Linked DNA regions of Homo sapiens: all the other regions are linked to region 1. A link is a contact called in ENCODE Hi-C or POLR2A ChIA-PET data. All regions are on one chromosome and are shown on one strand. The core of a region is the stretch at or near the end of the contact, and the rest is flanking DNA. Distances in the headings are between cores, read along the strand shown. Region 1 overlaps MECOM (MDS1 and EVI1 complex locus). Region 2 overlaps MECOM (MDS1 and EVI1 complex locus). Region 3 overlaps MECOM (MDS1 and EVI1 complex locus).

Region 1 (3,089 bases), core at 410-2,909:
GCAAATGGCATAGTTTACAATCCTCCATCTTGACCCATATGGGAGTTGTAAAATATTCTCTATACCTTCCTGATGCTGATATACTTCCTTTCTTGACAATGGTTAGTCCTCAACTAATGTGTCCAGCCCTAAACTAATGTGTTCCGTCATCAGTAAATTCCTGACTGTGATAGTCTTTTCTTAAATACCTGTTTAAACAGTAATTTAGATAAGAATGTCCCATTTGTGTGCAACAGGAAATGCCTGCCTTCTTTTAGATATGCTGGCAAATAATTACTGTAGATATGGCTGGAATACTGAAAGGCTGTACTCTGGTCATTTCAGATTGCCTGAGGAGTAACCACCCAGTCTGCTGCAGCATGAATTCAGGACGGTTCTACTTTCCTCTAAATGAATCTGAAGGAAAATCACTTTGGGGACATAGAAAGCTTATGAAGAAAAAGCCCATCAGGTCCATCAGAGGTTGCTAAAAGTCTCTCAAAAATTTGTACTGGCAAAAGAAAGTAGAGGCACATAGCTAAAACATAAAAGAAAAACTATCTATCTGATATGTGATAAGTCTGTTCTTACCTGGTCATTCCAGTGGATATTGGTGACGGTGGCTCCTTAACAACAGAATAAGCCAAACATTAACCAGCTCATGTTTTCCTTTGGAATAGTACTCACAGAACTTTAATGTCTTTGCGTTAGCTCTTTTAGATTCAGTAACTAGATACCAAATGGCTTTACTGGTACCTCAAGTATGAATTTTCTAGCAATTTCTTTCCATTACCTTTTGACAAAAGCTTAGTTCCATCTCTGAAGAGAAAGTTTTGGAAGAGGCGAAGCCCATTTTTTAATAGCTTAGGAGTACTAGTTTAATTCCCAAATCATATTTATTTAGTGAAATGTCTGTGAAATTCCTAGAGGAGTGGAAAATCTCTTAACCAGATTTAAAAGCCACAGGACATGCAACAGTATGCCGCAATACCAGGAGAAAAATAAAAGTTTGCTCATTGATTTAGTCCCTTATTTTCCATCCGTATCACATTCTTTGCCATCTCCCTTGCTATCTTGCCCCCAATACTTCCATTCTGAGTCTTTTTGACAACTCGTATATGAAATATTTTTAGGAAACACTGGGGAAAAGTTCCATAAGGAAGACATGGAATAGCATGGTACTATGAAGTAGCAAATACTAAAAGTGCAAGGAAGCTTAGAGGGTCATTAAAAAAATTCTAGTGCCAAGCCATGTTGATAGATTATTTCCAAACATAATGGTCGTATCTAGAGACACGGGTTCTACAGATTCAGTCCAGTGTCCAAACACTCCATTTAAGTCTCTTTTCTTCTCACTCCCCTCTGGAGCAGGACATGCTAAAGACTATGCCCATCAGCAGTTCCCATTCTATTCAATGTCTCTGTTTTCTAAGCCTGTAATTCTGCACCCTTGCTACAGTCCTTCACAGCTTGTTTAAGTCAGTTTTCTGGAAATTCATTTTCCCTACTTTTACTAGTTTCCTTTCTTCGTTTCTTTGGGATCTTAAATTTCATTATCTTGGGGCCATTCTCATAGAAGATTTTGCTGGCCAGTTCATAGCCTCCTTCTTTGTTCTGTTTGTGCATCTGGCATTAGTTGAGCTCCACCCTTTTCCCCAAGCCCAGCACGTGTTTATTCACTGTGTTACTGGTGCAGAAGAGCTGGCTCCCGAAGTCCTCTGCTTTCTCACAAACAAGCCTCTGTAACTGCTCTGGAATTGTCCTAACAAGGGAAGAAGAGCATGTCCAGTTTTAATTTTGTAAGGAAATTGATGTCTTCCCCCTCCCTTCCCTGCCGCACTGTTAGCAGGCATCAGCTCATGGACTTGTGCTCATGTGCTCACGTCCTACCAGGAGGTCCCTAGTGGGGCTTTGAGGTTTGGCCGAGCTGTTCTCCTCCTAGAGCAGGGCACACATCCTCCGCTCTCAGCCACGTGTAATCCTTCCTGTCTGCTTGCAAGTTGGGCACAAAGTACTGGCGCTTGGGCCCACCCTCTTCTTTAGTAGCAATTAACCTTTACTACAGAGCTTCCTTTGAAGTTTGCTCATGTTTTTATTACAAAACTGCAATGAGGAACATAATGGGGGGAAATGTCTAAATTTCTGAGTTACCTAATCTGTTCAATTCCCTAGTTGAGCTCCTCTTGGCAGTTGTTTCATGTAGTTATGATCTCAACCAGTCTGCCTGGGATCTCAAATCATGTTTCTGTCTCAGCCTATTTTTAAGATTAGGGAGCTATTACACACACACACCCCTACACACAGATTGCAAATACACATGGATGTGTGTATTATATGCATATATGTGTACAGTTGAGTATAAATAATTAACTTCTTAATAACTACAGAAATCAGTCTTACTTTATAGTCAAAGTATGTATATATGCTCTTAATATTAAACTTTTTAGTTGCTGAATATTTTCTATCAATGAACTAATGTGAAGAGTAGAGAGAAAAATTATTCATGTTACTATCACTAATGATAATGCTGAGTGATAAGTATTATGATGGGCATTAATGGTGAAACTCAGGATTTTGAATGGCATCTGACCAGATTTGCAGTTAAACTAGGCGGAAAGGCCAAAAGAAACAAATGGTGAGTTATATAAAACCCACAAAAAGAGAAGGCATTTAGGCCAGCCTTGCAAATAAGAACCGAAGAATTACGAGTGAAATGGCATTTTTTTCTAGCCTGCCGTTCACAGGCGCTCAAATAAATGAAATCATTTTTTTTTCTGCTTTTCACTCAGCAGTAAATCACTCATTGGTAATCCAAGGTTGGTAGAAAAGCAACTATGAAACTCAAAGAAAATTCAAGGGAATCTTTTTTTCCCTTCTGTAGGTAAGGACTTTGTAAGAAAAATGTAAAAATCACAAAAGACATATAGACTTAGTTCCATAAAAGTTAAAAAAAATCGAAATACCAAATGGCAAATTGTCTACTAGGAAATTTTAAAATACAATATCCAAGGGCTAATTTATTTATCATTAATAAGACAGACATGAAAGCCTAATTAAAAGTGGGCAAAAACAATGAACAATTTGCAAATAAAGAAGTTTGAATGACAAAT
Region 2 (3,089 bases), core at 254-2,753, 43 kb before region 1:
CTTATAAGAAGGTGTGTTTCTTTAAAAAGGTGCTGCATATCTTTAAGCACTGTTTGTAGTCTTTGATATAAGGGTCACCTCACTGTGCACACATTTTAAAATTCAATAGTAAAGAAGAAGAATGAAATAGATGTATAGCCTAACAGGGCTTTTTGTGTTCTATGAGGTTGAAATAATTTATCCACATGATGAACCTTCATATTTTAAATGTTTTCTGTAATTTTTAATGAAGAAAGTATATGTCTGTTTGTGTGTTAGAGAGGGAGACATTGACATCTGCTTTACTGTTTCATAAGTCTTTGAGATCAGCTAAGGCTAAATAATGAGAAGAAAAAAATGACAGCCCGGCACAGTGGCTCACGCCTATAATCCCAGCACTTTGAGAGGCTGAGGCCAGTGGATCATCTGGGGTCAGGAGTTCGAGACCAGCCTGGCCAACATGGTGAAACCCTGTCTCTACCAAAAATACAAAAGTAGCCGAGTGTGATGGTGCACCCCTGTAATCCCAGCTACTCAGGAGGCTGAGGCAGGAGAATCACCTGAACCTGGGAGGCAGAGGTTGTGGCGAGCCAAGATAGTGCCACTGCACTCCAGCCTGGGTGACAGAGCAAGACTCTGTCTAAAAAAAAAAAAGACAGTAGTACTATCACAAAAATGACAGTGGAACTATCACTTTTCTTCATGACAAAGGGAGAGAATTAAACAAGATTCATACTAGGTCTCGAACTGTTGTCTCTCTGGCCTACAGTCAGTTTGTAGACACATGTAGTTTGGCTAACACAATGTGAAAAAAAAAAAGGTGAAAAACCTCACCCCAAAATCCAAATTTCTGATTTATCTTGAAGTATCAGATTATGTGGCCATATCAAACCAGTTTTCTCCATGGCAACACTCAGCCATACCTGATAGCAGCTCCCTCCTTTAGATGGAGCATGGCCTCTCCTAACCCCTTGGTCTGTGCCATCTCGTGTTGCCTTACACCTCATTTACCTGGTATGCTGGATGCTCTTAGCCATTTCTATATGTAAGTACTAATTCATGCTACTGAATTGAGAACCCCAAACAGGAGAATCTAAAAATCTCACAACCGTGTGTATTTGGCTTTAGGATTTGTGGCAGACCAGTCTACCTAATTGTATTTACCATGGAAAATATTGAAATTAGTCTGTGCGACTTTGAATCTAATCAGGTGAGTAAATCAGGGAATCCATCAGGGAATTACAAAGTAGGGAAGTTAACTTGAGCTCAAAGTTTGAAATAAGGGCTTTTTTTTCTTGTGGTACCATTTGGCAACAGGTCAAGGGACCTTTATTTCTTCTATGTAGGTCTTAGAGACCTATAATTCTGGAAGACCCCGGTTTTGATAATGTTCTACTAGCAACGGTAAGCCAGTAGGCAGTGCCAACTTTAGAAAACAATTATCAGGACATCTATGCAAGGTATCGCAGCCTCTTAGTAACCACAGGAAGTTCCCAGCCTCTCGCCACAAGCTTGAGTTTCCAAGGCTGACAGGTCCCTGCTACTCCCTTCCTACTCCTCCCACTTGAAGAAAGGCCACAAGTTCAGATTTCCCCACCAGCTAATGACTTTGGGTTTGTCTAACTCTGGCTGTAAGCTCTTTGGCATAGTTCAACCTTGCTTCTTTCAGAGGACAAATCTTATCTTTTTATTAGCAAACAGGATGGCTTAGATATGTCTTTATAGGACATTTGCTGGAGCATAATTTAATATGACTCATTTCCCCTTATATATAAAGACAGTGACTGAAACAGACAAGGGGAAAAACAAGCCCAAAAATGTTATTAGAAACTTGCACTTGAAAATGTGTAAAATTCTACTGCAGCTGGGGGATTTATTTAGAATGACTTGGCATTCTTTGCTTGGATGTCTAAATAGGCCTTGTGATACCATTTTTGGCCTCACTTTGAACCTAGTGTAATAAAGAAGGAAATGAAAGCAAAGGTAAACCTAAAGTATTGTTTTACTCTAAATGCTTTCAGTAAAGGGTCTTGTTATCTAATGATTGGTACTAGATGGCTGGTATAAATCGTATGGTCTGTTCTTTGCACTCATGGCTAAAGGAGGCAAAGGCAAAGGAAATCAATTGGAACTAGCAGGTAACAAATGACCAGTCTTAGGCAAACATAGCAGGTAGGGAAAATAGACTTGTGGACACAGATTACTAGGAAATAGTGCGGGAGGCCTTTTTCTCCTTATTCAAAATCCAGTGCAATTATACAAAGTAACTAATTAGACAATTATGAAATACAGGAATTGTTTTATCTGTTACCACTGTAAGCCTAGAACCTGAGAGCTATTAGTTTTCCAAGGGCCTAAAAAATTACTTGAAAAAAATTACTGGCTTAAAAATATGAATGAAAATGATAAAATCACAATTAATAAATGTTTATTAATGTAGTACTATGTCATCCAGTCCAGTATAATTCAAATCATCTAGAGTTGTGTTTTAATTATGTTAAATATAGAGTGTGGTTACATTTTAATTTTTGATATAACATAGGATGCAGCTTCCAAAATTAAGTAGCTAGGACAGGCAAAAGTCTTAAAATGGCCCTGATGAAAGATTGCATTTTATAGCTATATAACATTTTCTGCCAGAGGCCATCCAGAATATTGGAAATGAGGATTTATTGAAAAACAAATTACCTTTAGCTAGTTCTATGAATGGAATAGACTTACTGTTCAAAGTAGAATCTTACCAGGGAAGGCATCAATGAACATTCTACTTCTAACTTCTCTAAACTCACGCCATTCTTAATCATTTTTCAAAGTTTATTTTCTTCTTTTAGAGTTAAGTGCCCTTCTGCAAAGTACAAGTCAAGCTATATCTTTGAACTTTCAGCTGTAGGAGAGACAGTGGGACTCTGCAACACAGAGACTACCTGATTCTGCATTTATGCCATTCCTCTTGCTTTGTTGTTGAGGATTTTTTATGCACAATATCTTATTTGATCTTCACAACAATACACTGACGTAGAGAAGTGGTAATATCATTGACTCTATTTGGCCAATAATGACATGGAGACTAAGAGGGATTAGTGACACAGTATAAGGTATGCAACTATTAA
Region 3 (3,089 bases), core at 442-2,941, 39 kb after region 1:
TCAGAATAAAGTGGGTACATCTATATTAAGAAACAAAAGATAATTTATATAAAAAAATCTTTTCATTAATGTGTTTTTCTAAATTTTTAAAATATAAACATTGTAAAGAATATAATGAATGAATAATTCTGGTGTTCAGGAATGTAAATCGGATTAGTTAGATGAGAAAATTATGAGATTTGGGGCAATTTTTAAGCTCTTTAGGTTATATGTGGGTTACTAGTACTATAATTTTATGAAACAACACTTTTTAACATTTAGTGTTCTTTATTGAGTAGCATGGGTGCTTCAGAGATGGCTTTGACCTGGATATTTTTATCCAGAAAACAAGAGATTTTTGTTTTATTATGAAAGACCCCCAGTAAATAAAATATTTCAGAGTCTTTCCACTTTAATTCTCTCTGTGGTAAATACACAGCCATAGACCTGTTATTACTTTACCATCCGATAGAGATATAACATGAGTCACATAAGTAATTGAAAATGTTGTAACAGCTGCATTTATAAAAAGTAAAAAAAAGGTATAATTTAAATAATATATCTAACCAGAGGATCCAAAATATTGTAATTTCTAAATGCAAAAACTAAATGACTGAAATACTGTACCTATTTTGTACTAAAATCTTTGAAATCTGGTATGTATTTCACACTTATAACACCTCATAATTTGGACTAGCCACATTTCAAGCACTTAGTAGCTGCATGTGGCTACTGGCTATTGTATTCTACATAGCCTTGGAAAATCTCGAAGACTCAATCTTTTACAGTGTGATTCAGCTCAATGTTAGTTATGACAGAGAAGGAAGCACTGAAAGCCACTGTGGAGCCATCTGGCCCAGCCTACTCATTTTATAAATGAGGACACTGAAGGTCAAGAAGGGTCAGTTACTTGCTCAAGGTCACCCAACTACTTTGGGGGTAGAGCTTAGACCAGGTTCCAAGTCTCTTCCTGAATTTTAATTTATTTTTAGTTCTGTTAAAATATGCTGCTTTTGTTGGCTGCTTATGTAAAGGTGTTGACATGTGAAGTGTAAGAGAATAACAAGCACAAAACCAACTAACAACCAAATAAACAAAATAGGGAATTGTTCAGATAGTCTTGAAACTTTGAATGTTGAAGGAATACCACTCAGGTAAAGGATTATTTGTTAAGATTCTTGCATAAACTGCATATCACTTCATTAGACTCTATCATATTTTTATAAATAAATATTGATATTATAAGTAGATATATTAATTGAATTGTAGCCATTATAAACAATTTATTTTGGTATCTCTCTCAGCCCCAAACAGGAAAATAATGGCAGGGCTTGCATTTCATTTTACATTGAGTTACTGGAGTTTTTAACTTGGATTGTTGTGATTGAAGCCTTGATAGGAAAATGACTGAGTCCCTGTCTCATATTCATTGGCCCACAGAGACTCAAAGAAGAAAAGATCGTTCATTCTTCTGCATTTTTCTTTCCTTAGACAATATCTGCAATTAAGCCCCACCTGACAGGGCTAGTAAAATGCTGCCGATTACAATTTATCTAGAAAGCATAGACGGGAAATATACAGGTCTTCTTTTACAGAATTGGCAGCTGATGGTTATTGAACCTGAGCTAACATTCCCAAATGAAATGAGGTGGGGCAATTTGAGTCATATGATAACAATGTTGTCATCCTGGAGAACAGTCTCGGTATGAATCAGCACAGTTCTGTGAAAATTAAACATGTGAACACCAAGCAAATGCCACAGAACCTCCTTCAGTTACAGGCATGCATACCTGTATCCATAGGAGGGCCCCCCACTAGAGCGTGAAGTGGCCCAATGTTCCTGGAGAAAGAGAGGGGCTGCTGTCACCGACTAGACGAGGTTTGTAATAGTATCGTCCTGTTTTCACTCTCCACAGTAGAAAATTTCTACTAGGCTAACAAGGCAGAGGGTAATGAGAAACATGCCAAGTTTAAAAAAAAGAAAAAGAGCAAGAAGGAGGGGTCTAACCTACGAACAGGAAACAAATGTGATCAATTACTCCAAGTGTGGAGCTCACAGATACCTTATCTTAGGGCTCCTTAAAATAAAAGCCTGATTGTTACCAAATGCGTCTAAGAAGTGAGGGAGAAAAACACTGGGGGAGGGGGGAAAGGGGAGGATGAGAGGGAGGGGAATGGGGGTGAACATGACTTTATATTGATGTAAAAAAATGCAGTTCCACTCTGGTTCTCAGTCTCCTGAAGTATTTAGAGAAGTGGTTAACAACCAATCATAGCCTTAACTGTGCAGGCAGTAAAACAACTCAATATTTGAAAAATAAAAGTACCCAAATATGACATGAGGGCAGGGGGAGGTAGACCGAAATAGTAATGTATCATGCTGCTGAAGATGCAGTCATTCTAAGGCATTTGTTCTGTTCTTCATAATTATTTGACTAAAATGTTTTAAAGACAGTCTGTTTTTTGAAATGATTGCAAATAAAAGGTCTATGGCAATAAATGTGTAGAAGTTATTAATCTTTTCTTTGACTCAGAATTGAAATATTCATTTTTACATTAGCTGTCTGGCAAGGAAGTCTACATATAAAATGTTTACTTCTCTTATGAAATAAATAATAATAGTAATTACAGTGTTAATACCACTCATCTTTAAAGGATTGCTTTGTAGTTCCTGAAGAAGAACGAGGTAGAATCCCATGAAAAGGTGTGAGTATATTCTACTCATCCTCAAATCAGGAGGGAAATCTCATAGTTAAGGCTATGAGTCAGGACCTCAGGGCTGGTGGATCTTGGCTACATATTCCCCAAATTTCCCATAAGTGCAATAGAATTAACACTATCCCTTTCTTGGAGATCCTGGGTCAGTAGGTGTTACAGGATTATGTTATGAGGTGTGACTATAAAGTAGTAAGATTGTTTTTCACACTCCACACCCAGAAACAGCCTCTTTTTACTTCAGTGAATAAAAACATACTAATTTTTCTAAGGGCATTCACCTCATCTGGTCCTTATGCACATGTGTGCACACACAGACAGAATCTGCAATATTCCCATCTTTCTCCACTCTCACATACACTACCACTGCTTTCTCAGGGAACATTGACAAATGC

The links. Hi-C counts contacts between places; a loop is a spot of excess contacts on that map. ChIA-PET counts read pairs that join two places held with the same protein, here RNA polymerase II (POLR2A). Pooled maps may share reads with other maps.
Region 2: a map of endothelial cell of umbilical vein shows a loop between it and region 1 (5-fold over the local background). The contact joins two enhancer-like sites. A Hi-C loop is called at or near these places in 4 of 168 maps with a recorded cell type or tissue (Calu3, Right ventricle myocardium inferior, endothelial cell of umbilical vein and 1 more) and 3 of 50 pooled maps. POLR2A ChIA-PET finds 5 or more read pairs at or near these places in 2 of 52 experiments (OCI-LY7 and PC-9).
Region 3: a loop to region 1 is called in a map of Calu3, with 5 times the contacts of the local background. The contact joins two enhancer-like sites. A Hi-C loop is called at or near these places in 3 of 168 maps with a recorded cell type or tissue (Calu3, PC-9 and endothelial cell of umbilical vein) and 1 of 50 pooled maps. POLR2A ChIA-PET finds 5 or more read pairs at or near these places in 2 of 52 experiments (H1 and OCI-LY7).

What each region holds. Positions count from the first base shown.
Region 1 is chr3:169,386,926-169,390,014 of GRCh38, reverse strand. The region is part of intron 1 of MECOM (MDS1 and EVI1 complex locus); the gene reads left to right. Among named protein-coding and RNA genes, the nearest start is that of MECOM-AS1, 59 kb to the left of the region's middle. Within about 2 kb of position 1,659, at least 14 of the 41 ENCODE cell types and tissues checked have a DNase peak (open chromatin) inside an H3K27ac peak, as active enhancers do; they include endothelial cell of umbilical vein, where a contact is called at or near this core.
Region 2 is chr3:169,429,710-169,432,798 of GRCh38, reverse strand. All of the region lies in intron 1 of MECOM (MDS1 and EVI1 complex locus), which reads left to right. Among named protein-coding and RNA genes, the nearest start is that of MECOM-AS1, 17 kb to the left of the region's middle. Within about 2 kb of position 1,503, at least 6 of the 41 ENCODE cell types and tissues checked have a DNase peak (open chromatin) inside an H3K27ac peak, as active enhancers do; they include endothelial cell of umbilical vein, where a contact is called at or near this core.
Region 3 is chr3:169,348,118-169,351,206 of GRCh38, reverse strand. All of the region lies in intron 2 of MECOM (MDS1 and EVI1 complex locus), which reads left to right. Among named protein-coding and RNA genes, the nearest start is that of MECOM-AS1, 98 kb to the left of the region's middle. Within about 2 kb of position 1,691, at least 4 of the 41 ENCODE cell types and tissues checked have a DNase peak (open chromatin) inside an H3K27ac peak, as active enhancers do; they include endothelial cell of umbilical vein, where a contact is called at or near this core.